Linked DNA regions of Homo sapiens: region 1 is linked to region 2. Evidence: read pairs that join two places in POLR2A ChIA-PET (ENCODE). Cell type or tissue: Panc1. All regions are shown on one strand. Each heading gives the region's core, and the rest is flanking DNA. Links, peaks and the distances in the headings are about the cores only. Region 1 overlaps EBF4 (EBF family member 4). Region 2 overlaps PTPRA (protein tyrosine phosphatase receptor type A).

Region 1 (16,419 bases), core at 5,094-9,093, 200 kb after region 2:
TTAAAAAATTAGCTGGGCGTGATGGCACGTGCCTGTGGTCCCAGCTACTCAGGAGGCTGAGCAGGAGGGTTGTTTGAGCCCAAGGGTTCAAGGTTATAGTAAGTTATTGTCGTGCCACTACACTCCGGCCTGGGAGACAGAGTGAGAATGTGTCTTAAAAAAAAAAAAAAAAAAACAGAGGCCAGGCAGGGTGGCTCAGGCCTGTAATCCCAGCACTTTGGGAGGCCGAGGTGAGCAGATCATGAGGTCAAAGCTCGAGACCATCCTGGCCAACACGGTGAAACCCCGTCTCTACTAAAAATACAAAAATTAGCTGGGCGTGGTGGCACGTGCCTATAGTCCCAGCTACTCGGGAGGCTGAGCAGGAGAATTGCTTGAACCTGGGAGGCAGAGGTTGTGGTGAGCTGAGATCGCACCACTGCACTCCAGCCTGGTGATAGAGCGAGACTCTGTCTCAAAACAAAAACAAAAAAACAAAACAGAACAAACCCCCCCCCAAAAAAAATGAAAACAGTGTTTCAGTGGCTGAAGGCCCTTATGACATGAGTGATAAGTGGCAAATTTTCAGCCACTATTTCTTCCAGTATTTTTCTTCTTTTCTTTCTTTTTCTTTTCCTTTTTTTGAGATAGGGTCTCATTCTATTGCCCAGGCTGGAGTACAACAGTGCAATCTCAGCTCACTGCAACCTCTGCCTCCCACACTCAAACCATCCTCCCACCTTAGCCTCCTGAGTAGCTGGGACTAAGATGTATGCCACCACATGTGGCTAATTTTTGTATTTTTTGTAGAGGCAAGGTTTCACCATGTTGCCCAGGCTGGTCTCAAACTCCTGAGCTCACACAATCCTCCTGCCTCAGTTTCCCAAAGTGCTGGGATTACAGGCATGAGCCACCACACCCAGCCCTGCTCTCCTTCCGGAACTCCAGTGACACTAATATTAGCTCTTTCGTTATAGCTCCACAGTCTCTAGAGGTTCTCTTTATCTTTTTTTTTTTTTCAGTTTCTCTTCTCTCTTTACAGATTTGGCCATTTCTATTATTCTGTCATTGAGTTTATGGATTTTTTCCTTTGTACCTTCCATTTTGTTGTTGAGCCCATCCACTGAATTTTAAAATTTTAGTGATTCTGTTTTGTCAGTTTCAGTGTTTCCATTTGGCTCTTGTTATCATCTACTTTTTCAGAGACTTTCTATTTCTTTGCTGAGGCAATTTTTTCATTTATTTTAAGCATATTCTTAGTTGTTTGTTGAAGTATCTTGATCATGACTACTTTAATATCTTCATCGGTTAATTCTAGCATCTTGGTGTTACATCCAATAGATGGCCTTTCTTTATTTGGTTTGAGATCTTCCTGGTTCCTGGCATGACAAGTGATTTTTGGTTGAAACTTGGCCTTTTTTCTTTTTTTTTTGAGATGGAGTTTCGCTCTTGTTGCCCAGGCTGGAGTGCAATGGCGCCATCTCGGCTCACCAAAACCTCCACCTCCTGGGTTCAAGTGATTCTTCTGCCTCTGCCTCCCAAGTAGCTGGGATTACAGGCATGAGTCACCACGCCCAGCTATTTTTGTATTTTTGGTAGAGACGGGGTTTCTCCATGTTGGTCAGGCTGGTCTCGAACTCCCAACCTCAGGTGATCCGCCCGCCTCGGCCTCCCAAAGTGCTGGGATTACAGGCATGAGTCACTGCGCCCGGCCTGAAATTTGGACCTTTTTGTATTGTGTTACCAGACTCTGGATCTTATTTAAACTTTATGTTTTAGCCAGGCGTGGTGGTGCATGCCTGTAGTCCCAGCTACTTGGGATGCTGAGTGGAGAGGATTGCTTGAGCCCAGGAGTTCAAGGCTGCAGCGAGTTGTGATCATGCCACTGCACTCCAGCTTGGATGACAGAGCAAGACCCTGTCTCTTTAAAAATAAAATTGAAAAATATGAATAGATAAATATAAACTTTATGTTTTAGCTGACTTTTTTCTGACACCTATCTGTCTGGCAGGGCAAGGCAGGGTCGGGAGGGGTGAGGTCGGGTCTTCCCTGCCAGGTGGGAGTAAAAAATGACCTATATTGACACCTGTAGGGGGCAGGTGCTCCTTTTTACTGATGGGCAAAGGTGGGAAGTCTGACTCCAGTTGTGATCTCCACTGACACCACCGCTGGAGGGCGAAGAGGCAGGGTAGGTGGTCTAATAAATTGCTCTGGGCCATGGCGAAAATCCTGACTCTCCACAAGGCTTCCTGTGACACATCTCAGCAGGAAGCGGGAGAGGCGCCTCTTTACTGGGGAGTACAGGCCGGAAATCCAGGTTCTTCACGTGGTTCCCAGCGTGGTGGTGGTGCTAGTGATACCGTGGAGCACGGAGGAGGCCCCTTTGCTGGCTGACACAGATGGATGGCTCAACTCTCTGCCCGGTCTTCACTGGCACTGCTCTGGTGATGGTCGTTGGGGAACCTCACTGCAGCCTTGGGAGGGTGGAATTTAGGCTCCCCACTGCGCCTTTGCTGTGCGGATGTAGGTGGGGTCTCAGTTTATTCTGTGGGGCTTGGCTGAAGTAAAGTGGTTTTTGTGTCTCGGTTTCAGCCTTACTAGGTTGCTGTTCACTTGGTCCTTTGGCTAGAGGAGCAGGTTTTTATTGGAGCTTTTTTTTATTTTTTGGCATGCCATGGCATTGCTGTGTTGCCAGTTTCTTAAGTTCCAAATCTAGGATATGTGGAACAGAAAGAAAACCCAGGGGATTCTCTGCCATGTCTTTCCTGGGGTGCAGAGGCCTCTAAATCATCTGCCTCTTTTTCTCCCCCATTCAGAACCCTTTTCTCCCCCCAGAATCTGTTTATGCTTGTTTTATATATAATGTCCAGGGTTTTATTTTTCATTTTTATTTATTTATTTTTTTAAGCAACAAGGTCTCGCTGTTGCTCAGGCTGGAGTGCAGTGGTGCTACTATAACCTCAAACTCTTGGCCTCAAGCCATCCTCCAGCCTCAGTCCCGAGTAGCTGGGACTACAGGTGCGCACTACTGCGCCTGGCTAATTTTTCTTTTGTAGAGTCAGGTGGTCTCACTATGTTGCACTGGCTGGTCTCGAACTCCTGGCTTCAAGTGATCCTCCTACTTGGGCCTCCCAAAGTGTTGGGATTACAGGCGTGAGCCATCCAGGGTTTTAAATTAGACTTAGCAGAAGAAATGGCAAACCTACATCATTCCATCTTCTGGGAAGTCTCTACTTTTCTTGTTTTGTTTGTCTTTGGAGCATGAGGTGCTTTTCACACGTTTTCTTTTCTCTTCAGCTTCCTCCACCTCCTGTCATATTTCCAGTGGGGTGCCTCTTTCTGGGGCTCACCCTCCCAGAGGACACTGCTGTCCTTCCTCTCTGGGCACTGGATTGAGTCCCTTGGACTTCCCTTCGCCACTTTGTTCTAATTTCTGTGAGCTTCCCCTACTTAGTCAGTAGTGTCCCTATTGCCTAAGGGAAATTAGTGTTGCTGCCGGGCATTGCAGAGGGAGAAACAGAGCAGACTCAGAGTTTTTGTTTTGTTTGGGAAACAGACTCCTTTTTTTTGTTTTTGTTTGTGTTTTGTTTTGTTTTGTTTTGTTTTGGAGACAGAGTCTTGCTCTGTCACCGAGGCTGGAGTGCAGTGGCGTGATCTCGACTCACTGCAACCTCCGCCTACCGGGTTCAAGCAGTTCTCCTGCCTCAGCCTCCCAAGTAGGTGGGATTACAGGCACGCCCCACCCCGCCCGGCTAATAGTTTTTTATTTTTAGTAGAGATGGGGTTTCACCATGTTGGCCAGGCTGGTTTCCAACTCCTGACCTCAAGTGATCAGCCCGCCTCGGCCTCCCAAAGTGATGGGATTATAGGCATGAGCCACCGCACCTGGCCTGGAAACAGACTCTTGAGTATGAAAATGGAAGGCCACAGGGAAGCAGGAGCAGATGCCAAGGCGATATCTTGGAAAGAGACTAGAGCAACAGCAAGACTGCCAGCCCTCACCCTACCTTAGGGACTGGCTCAGCGTCACTGATCTGGGAGGTAGAAGAGAAGGGAAATGGGGTTCAGCCTGGGTAGGGGGTAGGTGGGAGGACAGGCAGAAGAGCGAGTCAGCTTTTAGAGACATCCAAGGCAATGATGGGTGTCCCGAGCCAGCAGAGCTGATGTGGACAGCACCTATGGCCCTCCCAAGCAGTGACTATGATTGAGTCAACTGCGTGCTTGCTGTGTGTGTCCACCTCTGCTGCACAGCTCTGTTGAGCATCACCTGATCTCCCTGAGTGGATTCCTGCCCTTTGTTTGTCAATGGCCCAGGACATTCCCTATAAGCCCTACTTGAAACAGAAGGGGAGTCCTTGCCACCCAAGAAGTAGGGCTGGTATAAAGACGGGCGTCGCTCCTGGTCTCGGATTTACTAGGTAGAGGGGTGCAGTGGAGGCTCTTAGAGTTCCACCAGATCCTTACCAGCCAGTGTGCTCATCCCCAACTGGGGTGAGTGTTGGCTGCTGACAGCTCACAGCTGCCCCCTTCTCCCAAGTATTGTCCTTGGCCAAATGGGAGCTGCTTTGCCCAGGAGGTTTCACTCTCCACTCTCCTCTGGCAGCCTCCAACCAGTGGCTGACAGGCTCAGGGATATTAGAGGCATCTCCTTGTCATGGCAGGGTCCAACTGAGGTGCCCTTCATGCTTAGGCTCCGCGTGGGACTGTGCTAGCCTCCTGCAGAGACTTGCCCAGCTCTTTCCCCTACCCTGTTCTGCTTTCTTCTCTCCTTTTTGTCCAGAGAGCCCTTTCATGTGCACACAAATCCCCATTTCAGGCTCTGCGTCCAGGGAACCCCCGCTAAAATAATGGGCTGATGGTATGGGCTGAACAAATTGTGGATCTGGCTGGACACAGTGGCTCACATCTGTAATCTCAGCACTTTGGGAGGCAGAGGTAGGAGGATTGCTTGAGGGCAGGAGTTCAAGACTATCCTGGGCAACATAGTGAGACCCCTGTCTCTACAAAAAATAGAAAAATTAGTCGGGTATGGTGGCACATGCCTGTAGTCCCAGCTACTCAGGAGGCTGAGGTAGGATTGCTTGAGCTCAGGAGGTCGAGGCGGCAGTGAGCTGAGACAGTGCCACTGTACTCCAACCTGGGCAACAGAACAAGACCCTGTCTCAAAAAAAAAAAAATTAAACTCTGGCTCTAACAGCAACGTAGCCCCATCCCACCGGGCTGTGTTAAGGGAAGAAGAGGTCTTGCCAGAGCTCTTTCTCCTCCCCTGGCAGCTCCTGCTTTATGCCCACACCCACACAGGCACACACTCCTCCCCGCACCCCCTCCCCACCATGTCTTCTCCTGCACAGCTGCTTCCCAGAGGAAGTGGGTTGAGGAATTCTGTCAACCTTCACACTTGATGATAGCCTTTTACACTTTCAGTTGAGACCAAAAGAGATGCTGCCCCGTCCTCACTCAACAAGGGACAGAGAGATGCCCAGAAGTCTCTCGGTACCTGCTCCTGGCCCCACCTGACTCTGTAGGGCTCTGTGTTGTGGAACCTGCAGGGGCACCATGGACAGACCTGCCAGGTTTGGGCCTGCTCAGCCACTCGACCACATTCCACCGGCAGCCACAGTTTGTCTTGGCAAGGTCAGCCTCCAGGCCCAGCTCCAGGAAGGCCCTGGGGAGCAGCCCAGACAAACCAGCTTTCACCACAGAAGCCAGCGCTGGCTGGGCTTGAGGCAGTGCCAGCCTGAGAGTGGCTGGAGCCTCCCCCACCCACCTAAAGGTGAACTCAGTTCTGGGTGAGCGGGTGGGTGCGTGGAGGGGGCAGGCTCCTACATGGGTGGAACCCCCAGAGAGGCAGCAGGGGCAGGAGCCAAGCCAGAGGGTTTTTCTGCCCTACACGAATCAGCCCTTCAGGAACTGGACTCATGGGATGACTGCCCGGAGCTGCGGCAGCCTAGCCCGAGCCTCCTCCTCACACCCCACCAGATGAGGGTGCATCAGGGCAGCGCTCGCTCCCAGGCTGGCAGGGGAGGGGCAGGAGAGGCTTTGGAGAATGAAGATGCTGGGATGCTGAGCCCCAGGGAACAGCAAATCTGCTACTGGACGGCCAGCTTTCCTTCCCCCATAAACACTTGGCGCCTTCTCTCTCAAGGAATAAAATACTCAAAAAGGAATGTATACAAATAAAACCGTCTTGTTGCTGTTCCTGCCCTGCTAGGCAGCCTCTCCTGCATCTTTAGAGCCATGAATTCTCTTCCGTTCTGTCTCCAGTGGGGGTCTCTGAGACCCTCCTACCCATTCTGCTTGGCAGTCTCTGCAGCTTCAAACCCAGGACCTCCCACCCTCCTGAGGCTGCCACTCTGTGACCCCCTGCCAAGGTGAGGCAAGGAGGGAAGCTTTGAGTATCTTCACCTTTGGAAGTGAGTGGTCAGGGGCTCCTGAACAGAGGACTCACGAGGACTGTTCTGGATTTCCAACAGAGGGGACCCAGAGCTAAGGAGCCCAGCTGGGTTTGAATCTTAATGGTTAGAATAGAATGGTAAAAGATGGGTTAGAGTCAAAGTAGAATGACTTAGTGAGAGATTAATTTGTGTTTGTTCTTGTGTTTTTCCCTCCACTGCTCCTAGAAGGTAGCCAAAGCCAGTGTAGCAGTGTGAGGTACCGAGGTGGTCTGCAGAAAGCCTAGCTCCTCCAGGAGAAGCGGGTAAGGGCGAGGGCCAGTGAGTGCCTTCTTAGAGAGTAGTGCAGAGAGAGAAAGAGAAAATGGGCTCTGTGTTAATAATTGGTATACCCTGTATAAAGAATAAGGCCAGGCATGGTGGCTCATGCCTGTAATCCCAGCACTTTCGGAGGCCAAGGAGAGCAGATCACTTGAGGTCAGGGGTTCCAGACCAGCCTGGCCAACATGGTGAAAGCTCATCTGTACTAAAAATACAAAAATTAGCCAGGCATGGTGGTGTGAGCCTGTAATCCCAGCTACTTAGGAGGCTGAGGCGAGAGAATCACTTGAACCAGGGAGGGGAGGTTGCAGTGAGCTGAGATCGTGCCATTGCACTCAAAAAAAAAAAAAAAAGAATATATGGCCATTTACAATTAAACATACAATTAGCTAAAGCAGTGGCTTAAAATTAGACATGTAATTAATATAATTCAGCACATTAACGAAATAATGGAGAAAGTAATTTGATTACTTAATACATGAAGAAAAATATTTCACAAATTTTGGCATCTATTTATAATTTTTAAACATTTTTAGAAAATTAGGAATAGAAGGATATCTATAAACCAAATACGATGCTTAATGATGGAATATTAAAAGTTTGCCCTCCAGAATCAGGAGCAAAACAAAGATGTCCACTCTCACTACTTCTATTCAACATTGTATTGGAGGTTGCAGCCAGTGCATTTAAGCAAGAAAAATAAGTAAAAATAAAAAAGTAAGGACTGCAAGTGAAGAAATGAAACTGTCCTTTTTTTGCAGATGACATAACTATGTAGCTAAGAAAATTCAAGATAATCTAAGGATAAGTGGCTAAGCAAGATTGCTGGATACAAGGTAATTATACAAAAATCCATTGTTTCTATATATTCACAACAAATAAAATTAAGAAAATGATACTATTTATAATATCACAAAATAATCAAATAGAAATAAATGAAATAGGTGCAAAACTTTCATACAGAAGTCTATAAAACATTATTAAGAGAAGTCTTAAAAGATCTAAATAAATGGAGGGATATACAATATTCATAGATTGAAACACACAATATTTTAAAGACATCAATTCTCCATTAATTAGTCTGTAAATTTAATGTAATCCCAATGAAAATCCAGCAGGTTTTTTTGTGTTTTTTTTTGGGAGATGGAGTCTTGCTCTGTTGCCCAGGCTATAGTGCAGTGGTGTGATCTTGGCTCACTGCAACCTCTGCCTCTAGGGTTCAAGAAATTCTCCTGCCTCAGCCTCCTGAGTAGCTGGGACTACAGGCGCATGCCACCATGCCTGGCTAATTTTTTGCATTTTAGTAGAGATGGGGTTTCACTGTGTTGCCCAGGCTGGTCTTGAACTCCTGAGCTCAGGCAATCTGCCTGCCAGTTTAAAAAATAGAAATTAATAAACTGAGTATAAAATTTGTATTGAAATGAAAAGGACCACATGTAGCCAACATAATTGTGAAGAACTAAGTTGAACAGGCCGGGTGTAGTGGTTCAAGCCTGTAATACGAGCACTTTGGGAGGCTAAGGCAGGAGGATCACTTCAGGCCAGAAGTTCAAGACCAGCCTGGGTAACATAGTGAGGCCCTATTTCTATAAAAAAATAAAAATAAAAATAAAAAAATTTGAAAGGAAGAATTAAATTGGATGACTTGCCATACATACTACATAGCAAAACATACTATAAATCTAAAGTTATTAAGATAATGTGGCACGGGTATAAGGCTAGATAAAAAGACAAATGGATCAGAATAGAGAATCCAGGACAGACACATACATATATGAACATTTGATTTATAACAAAGATTTCACTTCAATGAAGTGGGGGAAAATATACTCATTTCAGTAAATGGTGCTGGGCCAATTGGCTAACCATATGAAAAAAAATTAAATTTGATCTCTAGCTTACACTGTACACAAAAATAAATTTTAGTTGGATTGTGGACCTAAATATAAAAGCCACAAACAAGAAAAATTCTAAAATATCTTCTTGACTTTGGTGTAAGTGAAGATTTTAAAATTTATTTTATTTTAATTTCATTTAATTAATCAATTAATTTTTTTGAGATGGGGTCTCATTCTGTTGCCCAGGCTATGGCGTGATCTCAGCTTACTGCAACCTCTGCCTCCTGGGTTCAAGTGATTCTCTTGCCTCAGCCTCCTGAGTAGCTGGGACTACGGGCATGCGCCACCATGCCCGACTAATTTTTGTATTTTTAGCAGAGACGGGGTAGACGGGGTTTCATTATGTTGGCCAGGCTGGTCTTGAACTCCTGACCTCAGGTGATCCGCCCACCTTGGCCTCCCAGAGTGCTAGGATTACAGGTGTGAGCCACCGCACCTGGCAGAAGATTTGTTTAAAAGCACACAAAAGGGGAGGTGAAGCGTGAAGCAAAATAATACATAAATTAAAAGCATACGAGAAACGCTAATCATAAAGAAAAGATTAATAACTTAGACTACATTCAATTAAGACATTCTGGTTATCAAAAATCTAATGGCCGGGTGTGTGGCTCACAACTATAATCCCAGCACTTTGGGAGGCTGAGGCAGGTGGATTATTTGAGCCCAGGAGTTTGAGACCAACCTGGGCAACATGGAGAAACTTGTCTCTACAAAACACACACCCAAAAATTAGCCTAGCGTGGTGGTACGTGACTGTGGTCCCAGCTACTCTGGGGGCTGAAGCGGGAGGATCACTTGAGCCAGGAGGCTGAGGCTGCAGTGAGCTGTGATTGTGCCACTGCGCTCCAGCCTAGGTGACAGAGCAAGACCCTGTCTCAAAAAAAAAAAAAAAAAAAAAGAAAAGAAAAGAAAAAGAAAATCTCATAATGAAGGCAGGCGTGGTGGCTTACGCCTGTAATACCAGCACTGTGGGAGTCTGAGGCAGGAGGATCACTTGAACCCAGGAGTTTGAGACCAGTCTGGGCAATATAGTGAGACCTCCATCTCTTACCCCCTAAAAAATTAGCTGGGTGTGGTACCTGTAGTCCCAACTACTCAAGTGGCTGAGGCAGGAGGGTTGCTTGAACCCAGGAGTGAGCTATGATTGTGCCATTGCACTCCAGCCTGGGTGACAGAGTGAAACCCTGACACACACACACACACACACACACACACACCTCTTAGTAAGAGTGAAGAGAAGGGGAGCATGGGAGAAGTGATAAGAGGATGCTAGGTCCATATTTGTGGTCGATGCCTCGCCCCCATCAGGACTCTCACAGTGAAGGTCTTCTTGTGAACGGCCAACTTCTAGGCTGGTGGCTCCAAGGAGGTGACCCATTCCCTTCCATCACCCAGTGAGTGTTGTTACTACCACTGAGGTGGTAGCAGAGGAGGGAGCTGTGGACAGGGTGGGGAAGGCGGCTGGCCCAGGATAAGCAGTTAAGAGCTTTGGGAAATCACTAACCATGAAGACCTAGTCTCTCCTCGGGTAGAAAGACACTGTGAACTGTGAACTTTTTCCTATTTGGAAAAGTTCTCCTAGAGAAGTGAAAAGAGACTTTAGGGTCCATTTGAACCATTTCAAATATGTCCAGTGCTTGCTTCATTCCAAAGTTGGTCACATGGGTAGAAAAACAGACCTTGGATATCACTCTGGCAAAAAGCTTCTAGTCTATCTTCAGGGGCGTAAAGATTTATTGCTTTAGGTTTCACAGTTCCATCCACAATCCACCTGAAATTGATTTTTGTGTATGGTGTGAGGTAGAGGCCAAATGTAATTTTTGCATATGGCTATCCAATTAACCCAACACCATTTTCTTTTTTGAGAGATGGGGGTCTCACTTGTTGCCCAGGCTGGCCTCAAACCCCTGGGCTCAAGCAATCCTCCTGCCTCAGCCTCCCAAATAGCTGCCTGGGCTCTAACGTCATATTTTTAAAAGACCATCCTTTCCACACTGCGCAGCAGTTTCCATTTCTCTAGGGGATTTTTCTTTTTGGAAGAAGTTAAAAGGCTCTGCCAATATGGGGAGGGGGCAGGGAGAATGCTATTTTGCAGAATAGTCAGCAGAGGGCTGGTCAAAGCTGCTGCCTGGCTTCTCTTGAGCCAGTGAGACCTGTCTATAGCGGGTCCTGTCTGAGCCAAAATGTAGCCCCAGAAGCTCTCTGGTCCCCAGGGTCAGATGCAAAGTGTAGCAGCCTGGTTCTGCTGGGAAAAATTTGTAAGAGGAAAGCAGAGGACTTACTGGAGATGCACTCTCTCTGAACGGTGAGCAGCCAAGCGTCTGGTGCCCTTTCTATTCCCACCCCCATTAGAAGCCTGGGGGTGGGCTGACGCTGAGAGGGACCCCTTTGTCACCTGGCATCTTGGTACTTCAACAAGAAATAGCCTGGGCAGTTTTTGTCACCTGGTGCCAGGTAGAGGTGGGATCTGCAGATATAGGAAAAATCCATGCCTACTCCAAACTTACTTTAAGTAGAAAAAACCATCTTCCCCTGGATGACTGCCAGGGACCACCTCCAGGTATGTGCCCCACCCACATCCCCTCATCTGTACCTCCTCTGTGTACTCCTGTCTGATTCCAACTGTCAGCTCCTGCTTCTCTTTGTCTGAGTGTTTTCTCTAGCTACTGGGACTGTTTTACCACCTGTGGGGAAGACTGGAGGTGCCAGAAAGCTAGTGCTGCCCTCCCACTCCATCCAGAAGCCCTAACCACTGACTGATGAGAATTAGTGTATAAGTACCCCAGCTGCCTCACTCCTCAGGTGCGAAATTCCTGAGGTATGCATTTTATAGCCTCCCAGAGCTCCCAGCTGGGATTAAGCTTCAGAAAAACCCACAGTAGTAGCGTGCTCAGTAGCACTCTGTATTGGGCTTCCTTCTTTCTGCTGCCTCCCCTCCCTGCTCCCCTGACCGGTGCGTTCTGCAATTGTTGCCCAAATAAACCATCTGGACCCACCTCCTGTCCCAAGGTCTGCTGCTGGGGGAACTGAAATGAAGACAACTTCCATTCCAGGCGAATGATCCCACCCTGACCAATATTCACATAGGAATTGGAGCTAAGGTTAGGATTTTCATCACTTGCCTGGGATATCCAGGCTCTGTAGGGATGAATGCCAATGAGCCAATCAATTCTACTTGTGTGCAAGGCCTCAGGACTGAGCTAAACTAAGACCTAGTCATTTGATAGCATTTATTGGGTAGTGGGTCTCCACTACAGATTTATGTAAGCTCCAGGCCAAGTTTCTGCCACTTGGCTTAATGTCATCCTCAGGTGCTATTGAGAATGGAACCTCTTTGACTACAGGATGTGGGAAGTCTGAAAGGTGTTCCATTTGCAAGGCCCAGAAGATGCCCCAGTTGCTTTGCAGAAGGTGCCACAGACCCAGACACAGGCCCCGGTTTGCTGGTGGGCCGGTCTTGTACTGACTCATGGTCAGCAGTTTGACTTGCTCCTCACTGATTATAGACTACAAGAAGGCCTGGTGTGATATTGACTTGGCTAATAGTTTTCATCTCAAATAACAACTCTGATCAGTAGCTTCGTTGAAAATGATTCTGTCATCACGGTGGTTTTGTGGCATAGCAGAGGCTCTTGGTGCCCTGTCCACATCATCTCGGATTACTGTCCCAGAATTTGCTGACAATATTCTACAACAAAGCCTAACTGGTGATTTTTCCTCCATGTAGTGGGGAGGGGCAGGCCAGAAACACTAAAGGGTTAATTTCCTGGAGGCAGCCCTCAGCTCACAGATGGAAAAAAAAATGTTGTATTAGTTTGCTTGGGCTACCATAACAAAATACCATGGACTGGGTGGCTTAAACCACAGAATTTTGCTTTCTTACAGTCCTAGAGGCCGCAAGTCACAGGCCAAGGTGCCAGTTGATTTGATTCCTGGTGAGGGCTCTCTTCCTGGTTTGCAGACGGCTGCCTTCTCTGTGTCCTTACCTGACAGAGAGAGTGCACTCTGGTGTCTCTTCCTCTTCTTATAAGAGCACAACTTCTATTGGATCAAGACTCTACTCTGATGACCTCGTCCAACCTTAATCACCTCCTTAAAGGCTCCATCCTCAATACAGTCACATGGGAGGTTAATGCTTCAACATATGGATTTTAGGGAGGCACAATCCAGGCCATTGCAAACATGGTAACTGGTTAGCTATGTCTGCTGTGGATGAAGGAAAAGGACAGTGTGGACTCAAATGGTGGCTTGAGCAGCATTGTGGGATTGTTAGGGACAGACATCATGTCTCATTTATATCCACCATGGCACCTGACCCATCCTGGGAACCAGAGTGTGACCACTATCCAGTTATCACCTGTGTCCAGTGCAGATTAGAACTTTGCAGGGCCTCAGCTGGGAGGGCCCTGGGCAATGGGAGCTGCTCAGAGCCAAATAAAGCAGGGCGTGGGCAGGCAGGCTTTGGTGCTCTGAGTGGGAGGCCACGCAAGCACTGAGAATGGGACAGGATGACCAGAAGGCAGCATGACCTCTTGCCCTGTGTCCAGGAGAGATGAATCCCAGGTGCTAGCCAAGAACACCAGAGAAAGAAGTAGAGGCCTCTGAAAGACAGGACCAGCCCATGTGCCCTGGCAAGTGTGCCTGTCCAGAAGGCTGCATTTGCAGGTCATGGACGCATGGGTTGAAAGGGCCAGGGTGTCCAGAGGCCAGAGCCCAGGAGCAGGGCCAGGAAGAGAAAGAGGAAAGCCTGAGGCCTGGGGCTAGACACGGGGCTCACCGGATCATGGGTCAAAAAAGTGGCTTTCAGGGTCAGACAGCCAGACCATCATCCAGGGGACATATCTCAGGGGGACAACTGGGACTCATCCTAGAGGGGTGGGTGGTGGAGCGAATGGGCATAGGAATCTTGCCTCCTTACCCTCCTTCCACCCAAACTCTGAGGCAGGTGAGCCGTAAGGTGCCTAGGCCTGGGGGTGGGGGCCGTGGGATGGGATTGGGGTGCAGCTCAGATAAACAGCCCTGGGAGCCACAAGCTGCCCCACCCAGCCCAGGCGTGGCCCTGCAGCCTCTGTGTTGGATTGGATCTAATTTCTGAGCCTCTGGACATCTGGGTCATATTTGGTTTGGTCTGTCCTGGTTCTCAGCAATGTCCTGACAACCACCACTTTGATCTTGACTGGAGAGCTGGGCAGCTGAGTCCTCAGTGGCCCTATTATGCTCCCAGGCAGAGCTCAGGCCTGCTAGCCTGCTCCCCCTCCCCCAACAGTCCCCAAGAACAGACGTGGGGCAGGGAATACTTGCTTTAGTCGAACTCTGGGGCTGCTTAAAAAGCCCGAGGCGCAAGAGGGCTCCCCGGGGGCAGGGTTTGGAGCCTCCCCTAGAGCTGCTGAACTGCTAAGAAAAGCAAACTCACACCAAGGAGGCAGGTGAGAGGCCGGGCGGGCACCACCTGCATCTGGTTTATTGTTCTGTTTTCTCCAAACTTAGCAGAGCAGAATGTGAGGCCACCTGGGGGGCGGCTGGGCCCGCTGCGTGGGGCCAGCCAGAGTCATTGTGAGTGTGTGGGGCCAGAGTCCATGAGACATCCACTGGGGGAAGACCCCAAATACAGGAGGCCTGGCACCCCCTCTTCTGCCTCCTCCATGCCCAAAGCCCCCACAGGGAGGCATGATGCGGCAAGCATGAGAGTGCAGGTCTCAAAGGAAGTGGGGGCAGCTGCGGGGCCAAGCAGCTGTTGGAAGCTCCACGGGAGCCTGGGCAGGCCTCCCGAGGCTGCGGGGCGCCACCCTTTCGCTGCAGAGAAGTTGGGATGCTGGGCCAGTTGAGATGGGTCAGATGCAAACAGGACCTTTCCAGGTCACTTCTCCCTGAGCTGTCCTCTTTCCCACGGTCCCCATCCCACGCTCCCCTCACTCAACAACCCTGGTCTGCACAAGATCCATCTCTTTCAGAGGAACCAAGACCCAGACAGTGAGGCCCAGAATCCCAGCACCTCCCTGCGATGCTGTCCTGCCAAGAGCATCTGCACAGTGCTGGGGCTTCTGACTACCCCAAGACAGGGAGGCGAGAGAAGCCTGTGGGGCTGCTAGCGGGGAGGCTTGAGCATGGGGTGAAGGCCTCTCCCCGTTCAGCTCACGGGTTGAGGTCCGCCCATGGCCCTGGCCCTGCATCTGTCTGTGCCACCATCCGGGGTGTGGCTGTGAATCCCAGAGGGACCTCCAGTCCGGGCTCCATGGGAACAGCTGCAGACCTGGTGGGGCGAGAGAGGGAGAGAAGAAGGTCGGGGAGGAAGGCTGGCTGCCAGGGGACAGGAAGCCACTTCTCTCTACCTGGTCAGCTTGGGTTACTGGGGTGGGCCAAGTACCTCAGAAAGCTGTCTAGATGGGCCCCGGGGAGGAAGACTTGGACCCCAGCTCCCCATCCCTGTGGGGCTGCTAGCGGGGAGGCTTGAGCACAGGATGAAGGCCTTTAGAGAGCAAGCACATCTCAGGGCCAGGTGGGGCGGGGGAGGCCAGACCCAGCCAGAGACCTACCGTAATTAGGAGTATGCCAGGCCCTGAAGCCCCCGGGCTGGAGAGTGAAACTTGTCAGAATCCTCAAAAGACTGGTCTGCAGTAGTCAAGGAAAAAGGAGCCATAAGCCATGTGCCACCTGGGAAGCCACCTGCCTGTCACTCTCTGGGCTGGAGACAGCAGGCAGGGGATATAGCACTTTCTGAAGGCAGTCAGCCATCCCTAGCCCTGGCCCATGGCAGCACTGCAGATCGGGGTGAGGGGTGCCTCTCAGATGCTCAGGGGATGCAGCCCACGCCCTTGCTCCCTACCTCCCTCAAGAGAGAGACGACCCCAGGCTCCTTCTCCCAGGGTGGCCTCCTTCAGAGGGCCCATCTGCTTCCTCAAGCGCATGGCCATGTACCAGGGCAGAAAAGGAAAGAGGCCAGCCTCCAGGAATACTGACTGACATACCCACAACAGCATCCTCTGTGCCTCCCACACCTACGAAGTTTGTCACTCCACCACTCCCCACCCCTACCTGACCCCCTCCCATGGTTCTCTTTGCTGGCAGGAGAAATTGGTGACCCTCTGTTCTCTCCATCCTTCACATTCTAAGCTCCAGACACACCTAAGAAAAATTATCCAAAACTTGGAAATAAGGCAAAAAAAGTGACTGTGTATCCTTTCAAAGCCACCGTAGAGCATTATCAAATAAGCCCATCTTAAGAGTCATCTTATTCTGGGGCATGTGACGTCTTTTGACTTCACGCTACTGGCTAGGGCCCAGGCTTTGCTCGGTTGGATGGATGTTCACTTGGAGGAGGCTGAGAAATGGCTGATGACTTCTCATTGGTAGAAAAGACAGTCCCCAGAGGAAGGTTACAAGTTTATTGCTCTGTAGAAGCAGTTTGCAGCCAGCAATCTTATTCCAGCCCTCCTTGTTTTACTGGCTTCAGTCTCTCACTGTCTCCTTTAAGCCGCTCTGTCATCCTGTTAGCTCCCTCACTGATGAGTTAAATAAATCTTTGGCATATATTTGTATGTTATTTATTTATTTACTTATTTACTGAGACAGAGTCTTGCTCTCTTGTCCAGGCTAGACAGACTGGAGTGCAATGGTGCAATCTCAGCTTACTGCAGCCTTGACCTCCCAGTCTCAAGTGATCCTCCCACCTCAGCCTCCCGAGTAGCTGGGACTACAGGCATGCGCCACCACACCCAGCTCATTTTTCTATTTTTTTTAGAGACGAGGTTTTGCCATCTTGCCCAGACTGGTCTTGAACTCCTGATCTCAAGCGATCTGCCCACCTCGGCCTGCCAAAGTGCTAGGATTAC
Region 2 (16,419 bases), core at 5,501-9,500:
GCATTTCAAATCAATGAGGAAAAATAAATTATTAAGGGGTATTGGGACAAGTTAGATATTTGGGGAAAAACAGATCCATAGCTCACTCTGCATCAGAATAAATTCGAGACAGACTTAAGTGCGTGTACACACACACACACACACACGAAACCATAGAAGTCCAGAAGAAAATTATTTTTATAATCTTGGAGTAAGGAAAGCCTTCCTAGATATGACCCAATTCCTAGAAAACCTAAACTGAGAAATATTTAAATTAAAAAAATTAAAAATAGCTAATGATATCTTCTGCAATGCAGAAAATCTAGATGACCACCTAGGGAACAACATTTGCAGTTTTACCATAGGCAAAGGACTCATTTCCCAAACGTACAAAGAACATCTACAAACGAGTCAGGAAAACCTTGACACTCTAATAAAAATGGGTAAAGAATATCAACAGAGAATGCTCAGAAAAATAAATGATCTTTTAAATTACACAAAATTGCTCAATCTCAGCAAAATGCAAATTAAACTTACACTGAGATGTTATTTTTCACCTGTCAGATTGGCAGAGATCCCCAAGTTTAACAATTCACCACACTGAAGAGAGTTTAGAAAAATAGGCACTTTGACATATTGTTAATAGGAATAGACTTCCTAGCAGAGGTAAATGTGGCAATATCCATAAATTTATAAATGCAGACTTAAAATAATTCATCCTGCTAATATTCTCATATGTGTCTGAAATGACAAACTGTATTGTTTATAAGAGTACTCTGAAAACAATCTTAGTGTCCACTGATGGGGAAACTGGATAAAGAGATTAAGGTATATCCTTCAATACAGCAGCTCTTTACTAAAACAAAGAGCAAGTATGATAGGGTAACTGAAAAAGCAATATGCAGAAATCAACTCAGCATATCTATTATTTATATTATAAATGGAAAAAATGAATATATATGCTTTTGTAAAAGGAGTTATTTATTTATTTATTATTTATTTAGAGAGAGAGTCTTGCTCTGTTGCCCAGGCTGGAGTGTAGTGGCGCAATCTCGGCTCACTGCAAGCTCCACCTCCTGGGTTCACGCCATTCTCCTGCCTCAGCCTCCAGAGTAGCTGGGACTACAGGCACCTGCCACCACGCCCAGCTAATTTTTTTTTGTATTTTTTAGTAGAGATGGGGTTTCACCATGTTAGCCAGGAGGGTCTTGATCTCCTGACCTCGTGATCTGCCCGCCTCAGCCTCCCAAAGTGCTGGGATTACAGGCATGAGCCGCCGCGCCCGGCCTATTTATTTACACCATGTTAGCCAGGAGGGTCTTGATCTCCTGACCTCGTGATCTGCCCGCCTCAGCCTCCCAAAGTGCTGGGATTACAGGCATGAGCCGCCGCGCCCGGCCTATTTATTTATTTTTAAAAGGTATTCTAGGCTGGGCGCAGTGGCTCACGCCTGTAATACCAGCACTTTGGGAGGCCGGGGCAGGTGGATCATGAGGTCAGGAGTTCGAGACCAGCATGGCCAACATGGTGAAACCTGTCTCTACTAAAAATACAAAAAACAGCTGGGTGTGGTGGTGGGCATGTGTAATCCCAGCTACTCAGGAGGCTGAGGCAGGAGAATTGTTTGAACCCTGAAGGCAGAGTTTGCAGTATGCCGAGACTGCGCCATTGCACTCCAGACTGGGCGACAGGGTGAGACTGTCTCAAAGAAAAAAAAAAAGGTATTCTACCTTTTTACTTGTCACTGATTTTTTTTTTTTGAGATAGAGTCTCGGGTCTCACTCTGTTCCCCAGGCTATAGTGCAGGGACTTGACTCACTGCAACCTCCACCTCCCAGGTTCAAGCAATTCTCATGTCTCAGCCTCCCAAGTAGCTGGGATTACAAGTATATGCCAACACGTTTGACTAATTTTTTTATTTTTAGTAGGTAGACAGAGGGTTTTGCCATGTCGGCTAGGCTGGTCTTGAGCTCCTGGCTTCAAGTGATCCACCTGCCTTGGCCTCCCAAAGTGCTGGGATTACAGGAGTGAGCCACCACACCAGGCCTATTTATTTTTGAGATGAGGTCTCCCTCTGTTGCCCAGACTGGAGTACGGTGGTGCGATCACAGCTCACTGCAGCAGCCTCAACTGCCAGGCCTCAAGTAATCCTCCTGCCTCAGCCCTGAGTAGCTGGGACCACAGGCATGAGCCATTAGGCCCTGCTAATTTCTAAATCATTTGTAGAGATGAGGTTTTGCTGCGATGCTTAGGCTGGTCTCAAACTCCCGGGCTTAAGCGATCCTCCTGCTTCAGCCTCCCAAAGTGCTGGAATTACAGATATAAGCCACTGTGCCTAGCTGGCCTTTGTTTATTTTTAAAAGGAGAAAAAGACTCAAAGCAAAGATCAACAGAAAGGAAAAATTTTAAAGATTAAAGAATTAATTCAGGATACATCCAATATCCAAATATTAAGAATTTGAGAAAAAAAAAAAAGGAAGAGGGGGAGAAGGTTTCAAAGAAATGGGAGAAAATTTTCAGAAATGCAAGATCAAGGCTCTAAAGGGCCTATTAAGTATCCATAATAATGAACGAAAAAGACCCACATCAAGATACATCTCTGTGAAATTTCAGGATACTGATGATAAAGAGAAGATCCTAGAAAGCATACAAACAATTAGGGATTAAGATAGCAGTAAAATCCTCCAAACCTGGTAAACAGGTGTCAGTTAGGGCATTACTTTAAAAATTCTGGGGGAAAAATATTCCTCAAATTCTATGCACAGCCCTAAAGATATTTTTAGATATGTAAGGATGCAATTTGCCTCCCATGGACCCCTTTTCTCAGGAATCTACCGAATGATGAGAAGACAAAAAGGAAGACAATATGGAAGTCAGGAAGCAGCAGCAAGGGGAATTCCCAGAATGACAGAGAAGGGAAATCTCAGGCTGATGTATCTGTGTAGTAGCCCTAGAGATCGACAAGCCTAGACTGGAATAAGACAATGGAGGGCTCAGGAGGAATTTCTAGAGGTAAAAAAGAAATAGATTATCTAACAGATCTCACTTTGTAGAAAGCTGTTTTGAGAGGCTCTGGAGAGCATGGTAAGAATTGAGTAGCAATAACTTTTTTGAGACATGGTCTCGCTTTGTCACCCAGGCTGGAGTGCAGTGGTATGAACACAGCTCACTGCAGCCTCAACCTCCTGGGCTTAAGCAATCCTCCCACCTCAGGCTCCTGAGTAGCTGGGACTACAAGCACATGCACCCATGCCCAGCTAATTTTTGTATTTTTTGTAGAGATGGGGTTTCACCATGTTCCCCAGGCTGGTCTCAAACTCTTGAGCTCAAGTGATCTGTCCACCTTGGCCTCCCAAAGTGCTGGGATTACAGGTGTTAGCCAGTGTGCCTGGCCTGACTAAATAGAAAACTAAATAAACAAAAAATAAGGTAAGTATTAAATCCAGAAAAAAAACTGTACAAGAAAAACAATCCATTTATACTTATAGCTCAGCAATGAATATTTCATAATTACAATAATATACATCAAATACTGATTTAATAAAAAATTGTAACTGTTACAGGAGGACTGGTAAATGGTGGTGATAAGTGGGATGTGGGGTTTAAGACTATGAAATTCCCATGTGCGATAATGGTTTCTTGTGTTTTACTCATCTTGAATAAACGCCACTAGAGAAACATAGTCTCAGCCTCCTATGACGTGAACTGTGTTAAATGTACAATAACTAGATTCTTAGCTGTGGCACAATTTGGACCTAAGTCAGTTTATGGAAAACTAAGTTCCCTACAAGCAGAGTGGAAAGACCGCAAAAGTGAGAAATAGGCCTAATTTGTCAGCCTTGAGATCTAAAACAAATCATTTAACCTCTATATACAGTCTGAAATCAAGCATCTGTTAAAAGGAGATGATTATCCATGGTCATGTCACAGAACTGTTAAATGAAAGACAGTACACAATAGAACATGGGCTGTTCAGTCAGTCAGGCCTGTGTTACAGTCTCCACCTTTTCCATTCACTCATACAGTTTGTACAAGTTATCCTGCCTTTCTCCCTAAGCAATGGCCACAACCCAACATTTTATGTTGTTACTAAAATTTCAAAAAATTGTATGTAACATTAAAAGAATAAACATGGAACTGGATCATCCATTAAAATAAAACAAAACAAACAACTAGTGGTGGCCTGCTAAAGTGATTTCATGAATTGTGTCATGACCTGTACACTGAAAAACATTCCACAAATTATGGTTTCATCATTGTAAAATACTTTCACCTATAAAACATAAAATAGAACTTAATTCATAGGATTATTCTAGAAAACTCTTAGTACGATGCCTAGCACACAGTAATAACTATGACAAAACTACATTAACTCTAAAGCACAAAGCAAGTATCAGACATTATTTGTCTGCAGTCCCCTATCTCATCAAGAATAGTGGGATGCCATCTGCATTAAAGGTACCTTCATATATTTTACTGGTAACTATCAGAGCAATAACCACAACAATACTAACAGCTCACACTTAAAAATAGTGCTTACCATGTGTAGGCACCTTTATAAGTGCTTTACCCATATTAACTTGTTTAATCCTAATATCTCCTCTATGAGGTAAGAACTATTACTATCACTCATTCTTGTTTCACAGATGAACAAACCGAGGTAGAGAGATAAAGTAAGCCAGCTATGCCATAAACATGGCTGGTTTATGGAAGAGCTGGGATTCAAACTCAGTGTGGCACTGAAGACTGTGCTCTTAACTGCAAATGCTGTCTTGTCTTTACGGTAGAAAATATGGGGAAAAGCTGGCAGGTGAAGGGTCTGAGTTATAAGGCGCAGTAAAAGATATCATCTGTAGTAACAAATGAGAATCAACTGAGCAAACAGTTCCTGAATGTTCCACATGAGCGAGATGTGATTCTGCTTAGGGGCACTCACCATCTAACTGGGAACACAGAAGAGGAAAGAGTGATTTTTGCTAGAAAAGGGATGACAGTTACATAGCAATCAGGTAATGATTATTTCCTTTACTCCTCATAGAAGCCCTTTGAGGGTATCTCTAATCCTCTTTTACAGACAAGGTACCTAAGGTTCAAAGAGGTCAGAAACTTGTCTTACCTGCCCTGGTCTCAGATCCACGTCTCTGATTTTCTCCTTGGGACTACTGCTTCAACCTGAGGCCCTGAACAACTGGCACTGCAATGTAACCATTTCCCAGAGCCTGATGCCACCCCTGGCCACTGGCCTGCCACTCCATATCTAACTGTCATGGACATCAATGTCCATTCTCCTTTCCATGGTCTCCATGGATCCCTCCCTTTCCAAACCTAATCTTATTACTCATTCTCTGTATCTCACATCTAACTGTCATGGACATCAATACCCATTCTCCTTTCCATGGTCTCCACGGATCCCTCCCTTTCCAAACCTAATCTTATTACTCATTCTCTGTATCTTTTCATCTTCAGTCTCTTGCATCGTCAATGAGCTCCTCTATTTCTCTTGTCTTTTTAAGCCTTCTTCTCTACCTTTAAACACATTTAAGTCCTCTCAATCTAACCAGGATCCCACCTAGCAGAAAGATATTCTCCAGAATCTTTCTTCTTTCCTCTTCACTCATGCTAACCCAAAAATTCCACATACAGGTTTCATTACTTCACTTGAGCAATTTTACTTATTTGAAGAAATTTTAAGGCTAGAAAACACAAACAAGATAATAAAAGGAAGACTAAACTCAAAGAGCAAAAGAACAAACAGAATCATCTCTAGTACCTGAAGGAGGGAAAGTTTCTGGAGTGGTTGCTGCGGTGCTGGAATTCCCCTCCCAGGGTTCTGTTCTGGCATCCGTGAACTGGTTATCTGGAAGCCACGTTCCATTTGGTGAAATTGTAATGCCTATAGAATTGGTGCTTGCTGTTCTTGTGGTCCCATTGTCAGAGTCTGAAGAATTGACAGTGGTTAAATAGGTGGGTCCCAGAGTTATATTTGGGCTGAATGTTGGTGCCACAGAAAGAGAAGTTAGTGAAGAAGTTGGATTTGAAGTTTTGGCCTCTTCTTTAACTGGTTCTGCCGTTGATGAGTTAATTAATCTTGTAATTCCTACAGAAGGTGCAACTACAAACACCAAAAAACAAGGAAATAGCACATGAAGAATGTGAGGCTAAAAAGCTGTGAGACACAAAGCAGCAAGCCTTAATAAACTCTCAAACATATGGAGACCAAGCAAAGACCAATCCCCCTCAACACCACCCACCCCCTACGTTTTTATCTCATGCTGGACCTTTCCTACCTCCTCCAAAGGACTACGGTTTAAGGGAGAAAGACACAAGATTCTTCACTTAGTTCCTCAGAAACCATATATAGAGTTGTAAATGTCAACAATTTATTTTACTTTTCAGGAAAGAACACATAATCTCTTTGATTTATTTAAAGCAGTTATGTATGTATGAAAAACAATGCTGAGCATTCAATTCCAAGATTTCTGAAGACACCTATTTTACCATCACTTTGAATAAAATTTTTATATTCCTTTCTTCAAATACCATCTCGGTTTTCAAATGTGGCTCATTAAATGTGAAAGCAAAATTTCATTTCAAATAGCAGCCTTATCAAATGACAATTTACCTGTGGTAGCATTGTTGGCACTGACACATATCAGACCACTGCCGAGCAGAACAAGAATGAACCAGGAATCCATGCTTATCTGGAAAATAGGGAGTCATGTTAGATGAGGTCCTATATTATCAGGACTATGTCTGAGCTGGTCACCAGAAGAGTATTCTGGATTTCCAAGCTATTAAAATGTGTGCCTAAACCAATGATCTTTTGGGAGCCTGATATGCATGCTTCCTCAGATATCCAATAACTAATTGAGTCTTTATAAAGACTGACTATCCCTTATCTTGAGGACTAGCAGTGTTTCAGATTTTTTTTAAGAGATAGGGTCTTGCTCTGTTGCCCAGGATGGAGACAGTGGTTATGATCATAGCTCAGTGCAGCCTCTACCTCCTGGACTCAAGTGATCCTTCTGTCTCAGCCTCCTGAGTAGCTGGGACTATAGGCATGTACTACGATGCCTGGCTAATTTTTAAAATTTTCTGTAGAGACGGCGTCTCACTATGTTGTCTAGGCTGCTCTCAAACTCTTGGGTTCAACTGATCCTCTTGCTTCAACTTCCCAAAGTGCTATGATTACAGGTGTGAGCTCCCACACCTAGTCCCTAATCCAAATTTTGAAATCCAAAATGTCCCAGTGAGCATTTTTTTGAGCATCATGTCTGCGCTCAAAAAGTTTCAAATTTTGGAGCATTTCAGATTTTGGGATTAGAGATATCCAACCTGTAAAAATAAGTCTTAATAGGACTCCTTTTTTATTTTTTTTTGAGACGGAGTCTTGCACTGTCGCCCGGGCTGGAGTGCAATGGTGTGATCTTGGCTCACGGCAACCTCCGCCTCCCGGGTTCAAGCAATTCTCCTGCCTCAGCCTCCCGAGTAGCTGAGATTAGAGGCATGTGCCACCATGCCCGGCAAATTTTTAGTAGAGATGGGGTTTCTCCATGTTGGTCACGCTGGTCTCAAACTCCTGACCCCAGGTGACCTCCCAGCCTCAGCCTCCCGAAGTGCTGGGATTACAGGCGTGAGTCATCACATCTGGACCAAAAAACTTTTTTAAAAAAGTCACCTGTGCTAGACTACAGCTTTGTGGGTGAGAGCTAGGGAGCAGTCCCTTTTAAAGCTCCCAAGTTGATTGCTAGGTGCAGCTTTACAGTTTTCAGAGTGAGAAGTATGGAGAAGGTAGGCTGATTGCACTGATGTACTGCTGCCCTTCAAGGAACACATTATATAGCTGTTCTCAACCTTTATTCCACCTCGAACCATGTAAGATAGTAGCATGTCCCCACCAGTAATAGTGGTTTGTTCATCCATTCAGATTTTTATGCCCTATACTGAGCTAGTGCTAGAGAAACAACTGGGGAGCAATACACTCATGAGCCCCATCTTCACAGGACTCACAGTCTAAAGTGTTCAATGTGGTAGTGACTCTCCAAGGGAAGTAGGACACACATCCTTAAGGGACACATGAAAATCTCAAGGGTAGGGGGGGAAGAGAAGGAGATGTAGGTGGTTCATATATACTCCAGGAGTTTGCCCCTGGTACCAGCAGCCGTGCCTAGCAGGGAAATGGGTTCAGCAGTGGCCTTCAGGTGCATCCACAGAAGATTTTGACAATTTCCCCATTCTTCCTAGGCTGTGATCATTAAACCAGTGATATACTGTTAGATTTTCATAAAACTTACATTTTATAACTCTGTTTGGATAGTGAATTAACATGGATCTCTGGCAGAACCCAGCTCAATTACTACCTGAGCCTAATCCAAAATTGGAAACTCATACAATTTCCTTCACAAGGGTCAAACAACAAGTGGAAGGCTGACTATTATATATGTATATGTATACATGTCTATTCTTGATAAATTAATAGAAAATGGTTTTGGGAAAAATAACTACATATTTGAGAGGAGGGAGTTAGACCACCACCTCATTCCATATACCAAAATAAATTCCACATAGGTTTAAAAATTAAATGCTTGAAAACACATTTTAAAAGAAAATAAATGAATATGTGAGCTCAGGATGAGGAAAAACTTTCTAAGCATAAAAGGCAATTAAGAAATCATAAAGGTAGAAGTGGAATATCTGACAGAAAAAACAAAAGCTCCTAAACATAAAGAAGAAGCCCATCATAAATAATGTTTATGGACAGGAAGACTCAATATTGTCAAGATGTCAGTTATTCCCAAATAAGCCTATAGATTCAATGCAATCTCAATCATAATCTCAGCAAGTTATTTTGTGAATATAAAAATGCTGATTCTAAAGTTTACATGGAGAGACATTAAGATTCTGAAGGGGCAACTCAATATTAAAGAAGAGTCAAAGATTAATGCTATTGGACTTCAAGACTTACTTTAAAGCTATGGTAATTAAGACTGTGGTATTAGCAAAAGAAAAGGCAAACAGATCAATGGAACGGAACAGAGATCATAAACAGACCCACATAAATATAGTCAACTGACAAAGGAGCAAAGGCAATAAAATGGAGCAAGATAGTCTTTTCAACAAATGATACTGGAAAGGGACAGCTACATATAGAAAAATTAATCCATATCAGACCTTATTATCTTTCACAAAAATTTAACTAAAAATGAATCATAGACCTAAATATCAATCATAAGACTATAAAATGCCAAGAAGATAACAGGAGAAAATCTAGATGACTTTGGGTATGGCGAGAACTTTTTAGATATAACATCAAAGGCATGATCCATGAGAACATAATTGATAGTCTGGACTTCATTAAAATATAAAATGTCTACTCTGTGAAAGACAATGCCAAGAGAATCAGAGGATAAGCCACAGACTAGGAGAAAATATTTGCAAAAGATAGATCTGACAAAGGACAGAGAATTCTTAAACTCAACAAGAAAAATAACAACCAGATTAAAAATGGGCAAAAGACCTGAAGAGACACCTCACCAAAGAAGATAAACAGTACGGCAAATAAGCATCTGAAAAGACACAGAACATCAAGTCATTAGGTAATTGCAAATTAAAACGGGATACCACTACACATCTATGAAAATGGATTTTGGTTTTAAAATCCAAAACATTTGACAATACTACATGTTTGTAAGAATATGGAGCAGCAGGAACTCTCATTCACTGCTGGTGGGAATGCAAAATGGTACATCCACTTTGGAAGGCAGCTTGGTAGTCTCTCAAAAAAATAAATAAGCTCTTACCATATGATCCAGCAATTGTGCTCCTTGGTATTTAACCAAATGAGATGAAAACTTATGCCACTTAAAAAAAACCTGCACATGGATGTTTACAGCAACTTTATTTATAATTGCCACGACTGGGAGCAATCAAGATATCCTTCAGCAGGCGAATGGATAAATAAGTGATGGCACATCCAGACAATGAAATATTACTCACTGCTAAAAAGAAATAAGCTAAAAACATGAAAATACGTAGAAGAAACTTAAACATATATTACTAAGTGACAGAAGCCAATGTGAAAAACCATGGAGACAGTAAAAGATCACTGGTTAAAAAAAAAAAAAGAAAATAAAAAAGGCCAGGTGCGGTGACTCATGCCTGTAATCCCAACACCTTGAGAGGCCAAGGCAGGCAAATTGCTTGAGCTCAGGAGTTCAAGACCAGCCTGGACAACACAGCAAGACCACATTTCTATAAAAAATACAAAACTTAGCTGGGCATGGTGGTGTGTGTGTGTAGTCTCAGCTATTTAGGAGGCTGAGGTGGGAGGATCACTTGAGCCTGGGAGGTCGACGCTTCAGTGAGGAGTGATCATCACTGCACTCAGGCCTGGGTGACAGAGCAAGACCTTGTTTTTTAAAAAAAAGGTAGGGCGTGGTGGCTCATGCCTGTAATCCCAGCTTTGGGAGGCCGAGGTGGGCGGATCACGAGGTCAGGAGATCGAGACCATCCTGGCTAACATGGTGAAACCCCGTCTCTACTACAAATACAAAAAATTAGCCGGATGTGGTGGCGGGCACCTGTAGTCCCAGCTACTCGGGAGGCTGAGGCAGGAGAATGGCATGAACCCGGGAGGTGGAGCTTGCAGTGACCCAAGATGGCGCCACTGCACTCCGGCCTGGGGGACAGAGTGAGACTCCGTCTCAAAAAAAAAAAAAAAAAATCAGTGGTTGTGCAGTTAGGAAAAGGGAGAGAGGAGTAAGCAGGTGGAGCAGAGGACTGTCAGGGCAGTCAAATTCTTCTGTATGATACTACAATGGTAGACACATGTCATTATACATTTGTCCAAATCTACAGAATGTACAACACCAAAGCTTGGGTGATAATGAGGAGTCAATGTTGGTCCATCAATTGCAACAAAGGTACCACAGTGGTGTAGGATGTGGATAATGAGGAGGCTGTGCAGGTGTTGGGGACAGGTGGTATTTAGGAATGCTCTATATTTTCTTTCTTTCTTTTTTTAGGACGGAGTCTCACTCTGTTGCCCAGGCTGGAGTGCAGGGGCATGACTGTGGCTCACTGTAACCTCCACCTCCCAGGTTCAAGAGATTCTTCTGCCTCAGCCTCCTGAGTAGGTACAGTTACAGGTGTGCACCACCACACCCAGCTAATTTGTGTATTGTTAGTAGACATGGGGTTTCATCATATTGGCCAGGCTGGTCTTAAACTCCTGACCTTGTGATCTGCCCACCTTGGCCTTCCAAAGTGCTGGGATTACAGGTGTGAGCCACCGCGCCTGGCCGGAACTCTCCATACTTTTTGATCAATTTTGCTGTGAACCTGAAACTCTCTAAAACACAAAGTCTATTTTAATTTTTATTTTTTCTTATTTCTCTAAGAAAAAAAAAGTCTATTTTAAAAAAGAAAATGAACTGTCATAAATAATTGAAACAAGAACTCATAACAATACTGAAAACATAACAGTCCAATTTTGAAAAATCTGAAGGACCTAAACAGATAATTTACAGACGAGAAAAACGAACAGCTAAGAAAATACACAAAGAAGTGTTGACTGTCCCCACTAATCAAATGAATATAATGAGATTACATTTTTATTTTCCAAATCAGAAGAGATCAATCATATGAAATATCCAGTGGTTAAATACTGGTGGGAGTAACAATTAGCCTACAATAAAAATTCCTTTCCAGAAAGGTAATACAAGAACAAGGGAAAAGAACAAATGCATGGTGATGGAAGCTGTGGAGAGAATTGGTATGCGTACACTAGGGAGGAAAAGACACATCAGAAGTTAAGAAGATCCATGTCACTAACAGGTACTATATCCATAGACCACGACCAGGAAAATCACAGTGAAAACCTCATCCGTCTCCGAGAAAGACTTTGAGGCAAACTCCTGTGACTTCCCGACCCCCCATATACAATGCATTTGCAACAACACTATCCTTACTTCTCTCTCTGGTTTCCAAATTTCTACTCCAACATCTCAGAGCTCCATTTCAGGAAGTAGGGTTGAGGTCCTCCTCACTCCTCAAGAATGCCATATGCAAAGCATTTCTCCTGGAGCCTGCTCTAACAGTCCCTGTTCTTTTTTTTTTTTTTTTTTTTTGATACAGTCTCGCTCTGTTGCCCAGGCTGGAGTACAGTGGTGTGATCTAGGCTCACTGCCACCTCCGCCTCCTAGGTTCAAGCAATTCTCCTGCCTCAGCCTCCCAAGTAGCTGGGATTACAGGCGCGTGCCACCATGCCTGGCTAATTTTTGTATTTCTTTTTTTTTTTTTTTTTTTTTTTTTTTAGTAGAGATGGGGTTTCACCATGTTGGCCAGGCTGGTCTTGAACTCCTGACCTCAAGTGATCCACCCGCCTTGGCCTCCCAAAATGCTAGGATTATAGGTGTGAGCCACTGTACCCGGCTTAACAGTCCCTGTTCTTGAAAGCTTTTTGCCCTGTGCTTTCCTATCACTGAAGACACTGTAAGTGGCTCAGTTTCCTTCCTGTCCCCCAGGCCTGCTATTCTCCTGGATGACTTCAATATCCTCATGGATGACAACCAAAATCCCCATCTAGGCCAGCCTCTCAGTTCCTTGACTTCCTTCACTCCAACAACGCTTTATCTCTGCTACACTTGGGCCACTCACGACAATGGCTGTACTCCAGATGCTGTCATCACCCAGAAAAGCCCCCATACTGAATAAATCTTGCCTTCCCACTCTCCAACCACACTTTCTATCCTTGTAGTTCTCTCTGTTATGTCTACCACACCTGCTCTCTGACCTCACCCAGGCCTTCAGTCTCTTGAACCCCTCTCTAATTCTTTTCAATATCTCTGCTCTATCTTTATTTCCTTTTCTACCAAATCAAGAAAACTTGGTGTCAGTTCAATCATTCTTTTGTCCTAACTTCCTTCACTACACTGTTCTTCTTTTACACCAACATGGAAAGAAAAATCCCAAACTGTCAGCCCTATACTTGGACTGCCAGATGCTGCTTAAAAAAAAAAAAAAATCAAATAACTCATAAGGGTTGTATCACTACAAATCACTATTTCCGCTTCAGTGGAACCCTAAGCACTTTCTGCAGTCTTTCTGTCTTTCCTTAGCTCTCTCCAATTCTCCATAGCGGTGCCTTCAAACCTCCTCTCCCCTCTAACCATCTCCTCCCACACATGTGGCTGTTGGCCTTGCCTACCCTTCCAAGAAAATAAAAGCCATTGGACTAGACACCCTTAACTCCCCAGTCACTATATCCAGAAATTTTCCCCTTCCCTGAAATTCCATCCAGGAATCTCAGTCCTTTAGGAACCCTGCATTTTTTTCTACCACCATCTCTAGCTTTAACCCCTCCCTTTCATACCAGTTTTTAACACAATTAAGTTTTCAAAGAAGATGAAAAATTTCTTTGCATCTACATCAATCCTTCAGCTATCATTGTCTCTACTCTGCTTCATAGCCAAATCTCTAGAAAGAGTTGTCTCTCCATGGCAATCTGGCTTCTTGTTCCACCATTCCACTAAAACAGCTGCTTCCAGCCTAAAAGTAAAATGGGTAAACGATATGAAACATAACTCACAAAAAACCATACAGTTCTCTTAAATCTATGAAAAGATGCTCAACCTCACTGATGATCAAAGAAATCAATGCTGAGATACCATCTTTTTTTTTTATTATTTGAGACGGAGTCTCGCTCTGTCGCCCAGGCTCGAATGTTGTGGCGCGATCTCGGCTCAGTGCAAGCTCCGCCTCCCAGGTTCATGCCATTCTCCTGCCTCAGCCTTCCGAGTAGCTGGGACTACAGGTGCCCGCCACCACGCCTGGATAATTTTTTGTATTTTTAGTAGAGACAGGGTTTCACTGTGTTGGCCAGGATGGTCTCGATCTCCTGACCCCGTGATCTGCCCGCCTCAGCCTCCCAAAGTGCTGGGATTACAGGCGTGAGCCACTGCGCCTGGCTGAGATACCATTTTTTAATCTATCACACTGGCGAACATAAAAAACTTTGATAATGCTGCATTGGCAAGAGTTTGAGTAAACAGGTACTCTCATATAATCTATAAATATTCATCAGAATTACAAATGCACAACCCCTCTGACACAATTCCACTTCTGGAAACTTATTCCACGGATACATATCCATACTTTCAAAGTGACCCATGTACAAGGTTATTCAATGTAGCATTGTTTTCAAGAGAAGAATACTGGAAATACCCTTAACGTCTATCAATGGGGGAGAGAGACATGATTAAATAAATTATGGCTGATTTATTTATTTATTTATTTATTTATTTATTTATTTTTATTTACTGAGACAGGGTCTTGCTCTCTCACTCTGGTTGGAGTGCAGTGGGACAATCATTGAACTTGGAAGGATAAAGAGTAATTGGCCAAGACAAGGGTCAGACATAGTCTTTCAAACTGAGATGACTTGGAAGCTTGAAAAAGCCTGTCTGGTCCTGGCAACAAGAAAGACCTAGGTAAGGACATCACAGGGGGCTTCAATAAATATCTGCTAAATGAATGTAAAAATGGCAGACATGAAAGACTAGGGTGGGTGAGGAAAGGGTGGGGCGGGGAAATGCACACAATGAGGCTCGAGGAGGCAGCGATCATATCATGAAGGGGCCTGTACATTACAGTGAAAGTTTTAACTTACCACTGAACACACTGAAGAACTACCAAAGGTTTTATCACAGCAAGGTTAAATGGAACAATTTAGATTTTAGAAGCAATGACTGATGGCAGAGTGAAGGATCAACTGGTGGGGTTTGAAGTAAGGAGGGTCACTGACTGAAGCTTTCTGAAGTAATCTAGCCAATAAACCAGATGGATCTCACAGCAGGGCAGGAATATCTAAAGGAGACTGAGAAGAGGATTTATAGGGGTAGAATCGAAGGCTAATGAGATGTTGGAGGTAAGCAAGGCCCAGATGTCTAACTTCAGTGAACTGCAATGCTATAAGCTGGAGGATGACCAGTTTTGGGGAATGTGGTGGGGAAAGTGATGAGGTTAGTTTGAACATGGAGAATGTGTGGTATTAGAGTAGATGTTGTATCTGTGGGGGGTAGGGGGAAAAAAGACAGAATGGCAGACAGGCAATGACAGAGCAGCTGCCCTGGAAGTCAGGCAGAAAGCCAAAAAAAGGGAAGAAGACAGCTCTATGAGTGACAAAAGCAGCAATGAGCTAGCCAGGCAGCAGACATCTGAGAAACACAGTAGGCAGGAGTAGGTGGGTGCTGATGAGTAGAAAACTGATACATACCACCAGGGGAGGGTGGAGTAGGAACAGCACTCTGAAGAGTTGCCAGTGAGAGAAATCAGCTTGAAAAACTGGCAAGCTTCTGAAGAAGTCCTAGAACACCAGATATCAACTTTCATTATATGTCTTCTCTTGAGAAAGGCAATGTGATAGAGAAGTCCAAAACAAGAGAAGAGACCTTCCCCAACATTAGTGAAACTAAGGCACTGGAGAGCAGCTCACTTGCATAGACAACATTATATAGAGAATGAAACTAGACTACTAAGGCTGTGAAATAGATTCTTAACTTCTACTGCTTCTAAGTTCCACCTAAAACAAGATTCAGTTGGGGACCTTGAAAGAGATGAGTCTGGAGGCAAAAGAGTCAGTCAGATTACTACAATAAACAAATACACAAAATAGAATTTGGTATAGGTTTATATTGCAGATTAACACAAAGAACAATATGAAAATTTATTTGTTCTGCTTAAAGCACAACTTGGAACAAACTACTTGATACATGAAACCAAAGTATAGTACAGATTATCTGCATAAAGTAAAAAATAAAAACAAACCAGTGACAATTTTGAAAAAGAACAAAAAAAGGGGAGAAATCTATCTACTCAGTGTTAAGGCTTACTATATAGCTACCATATTTAAGACAGTATTAGCAGAGGAATAGACACATAGATCAATGGAGTAAAATATAGAACCAGTAACAGACTCACATAAATATGCCCAAATAAAAGTTGCAAAAGCAATTCAATGGACAGCCTTTTCATCAAATGGTACTCAGAAAACTGTATATCTACACGTGAAACAATAACGCTGGACCCCTCCCTTATACCACTTGCAAAAATTAACTAAAAATGGGTCGAAAACCTAAATTTAAGTCCTAAAACTATAAAACTCAGAAGGAAACAGAGGGCAAAGCTTCATGACTTTGGATTTGGCAAAAATTTCTTGGATATAACACCAAAAGCACAAGCAACAAAACAAAACACAGACTAAGCAGGACCTCATCAATATTAAAAACTTCTGTGAATCAAGGATACTATAACAGAATGAAAAAGCAATCCATGGATGGGAAAAAATGTATGCCAATCACATATCCAATAAGGAACCGAAATGCAGAATATACAAAGAGCTCCTACAACTCAACAACAACAAAAACAACCTAATTTTTAAAA

Evidence for each region. Peaks named below come from ENCODE experiments on the same cell type or tissue, not always from the same donor. Only the 100,000 strongest peaks of a DNase experiment are listed, where the experiment ranks them.
Region 1: POLR2A ChIA-PET joins it to region 2 with 9 read pairs; 3 of 35 experiments call an interaction of 5 or more read pairs at or near these places.

What each region holds. Positions count from the first base shown.
Region 1 is chr20:2,757,689-2,774,107 of GRCh38, reverse strand. EBF4 (EBF family member 4) reads right to left here. Exons shown (of 17, transcript NM_001395167.1): 16 at 15,124-15,199; 17 at 14,000-14,840. The coding sequence ends at 15,129. Among named protein-coding and RNA genes, the nearest start is that of CPXM1, 35 kb to the left of the region's middle. RefSeq lists enhancers at 443-592, 14,124-14,774 and a silencer at 1,931-2,225. In Panc1, for the core only: no CTCF peak of the experiment used is centred there; no DNase peak of the experiment used is centred there; H3K27ac peaks cover 785 bases.
Region 2 is chr20:2,954,533-2,970,951 of GRCh38, reverse strand. It overlaps PTPRA (protein tyrosine phosphatase receptor type A), which reads right to left. Exons shown (of 24, transcript NM_001385305.1): 4 at 6,602-6,680; 5 at 5,750-6,091. The coding sequence starts at 6,674. Among named protein-coding and RNA genes, the nearest start is that of GNRH2, 81 kb to the left of the region's middle. RefSeq lists an enhancer at 15,467-15,526. In Panc1, for the core only: no CTCF peak of the experiment used is centred there; no DNase peak of the experiment used is centred there.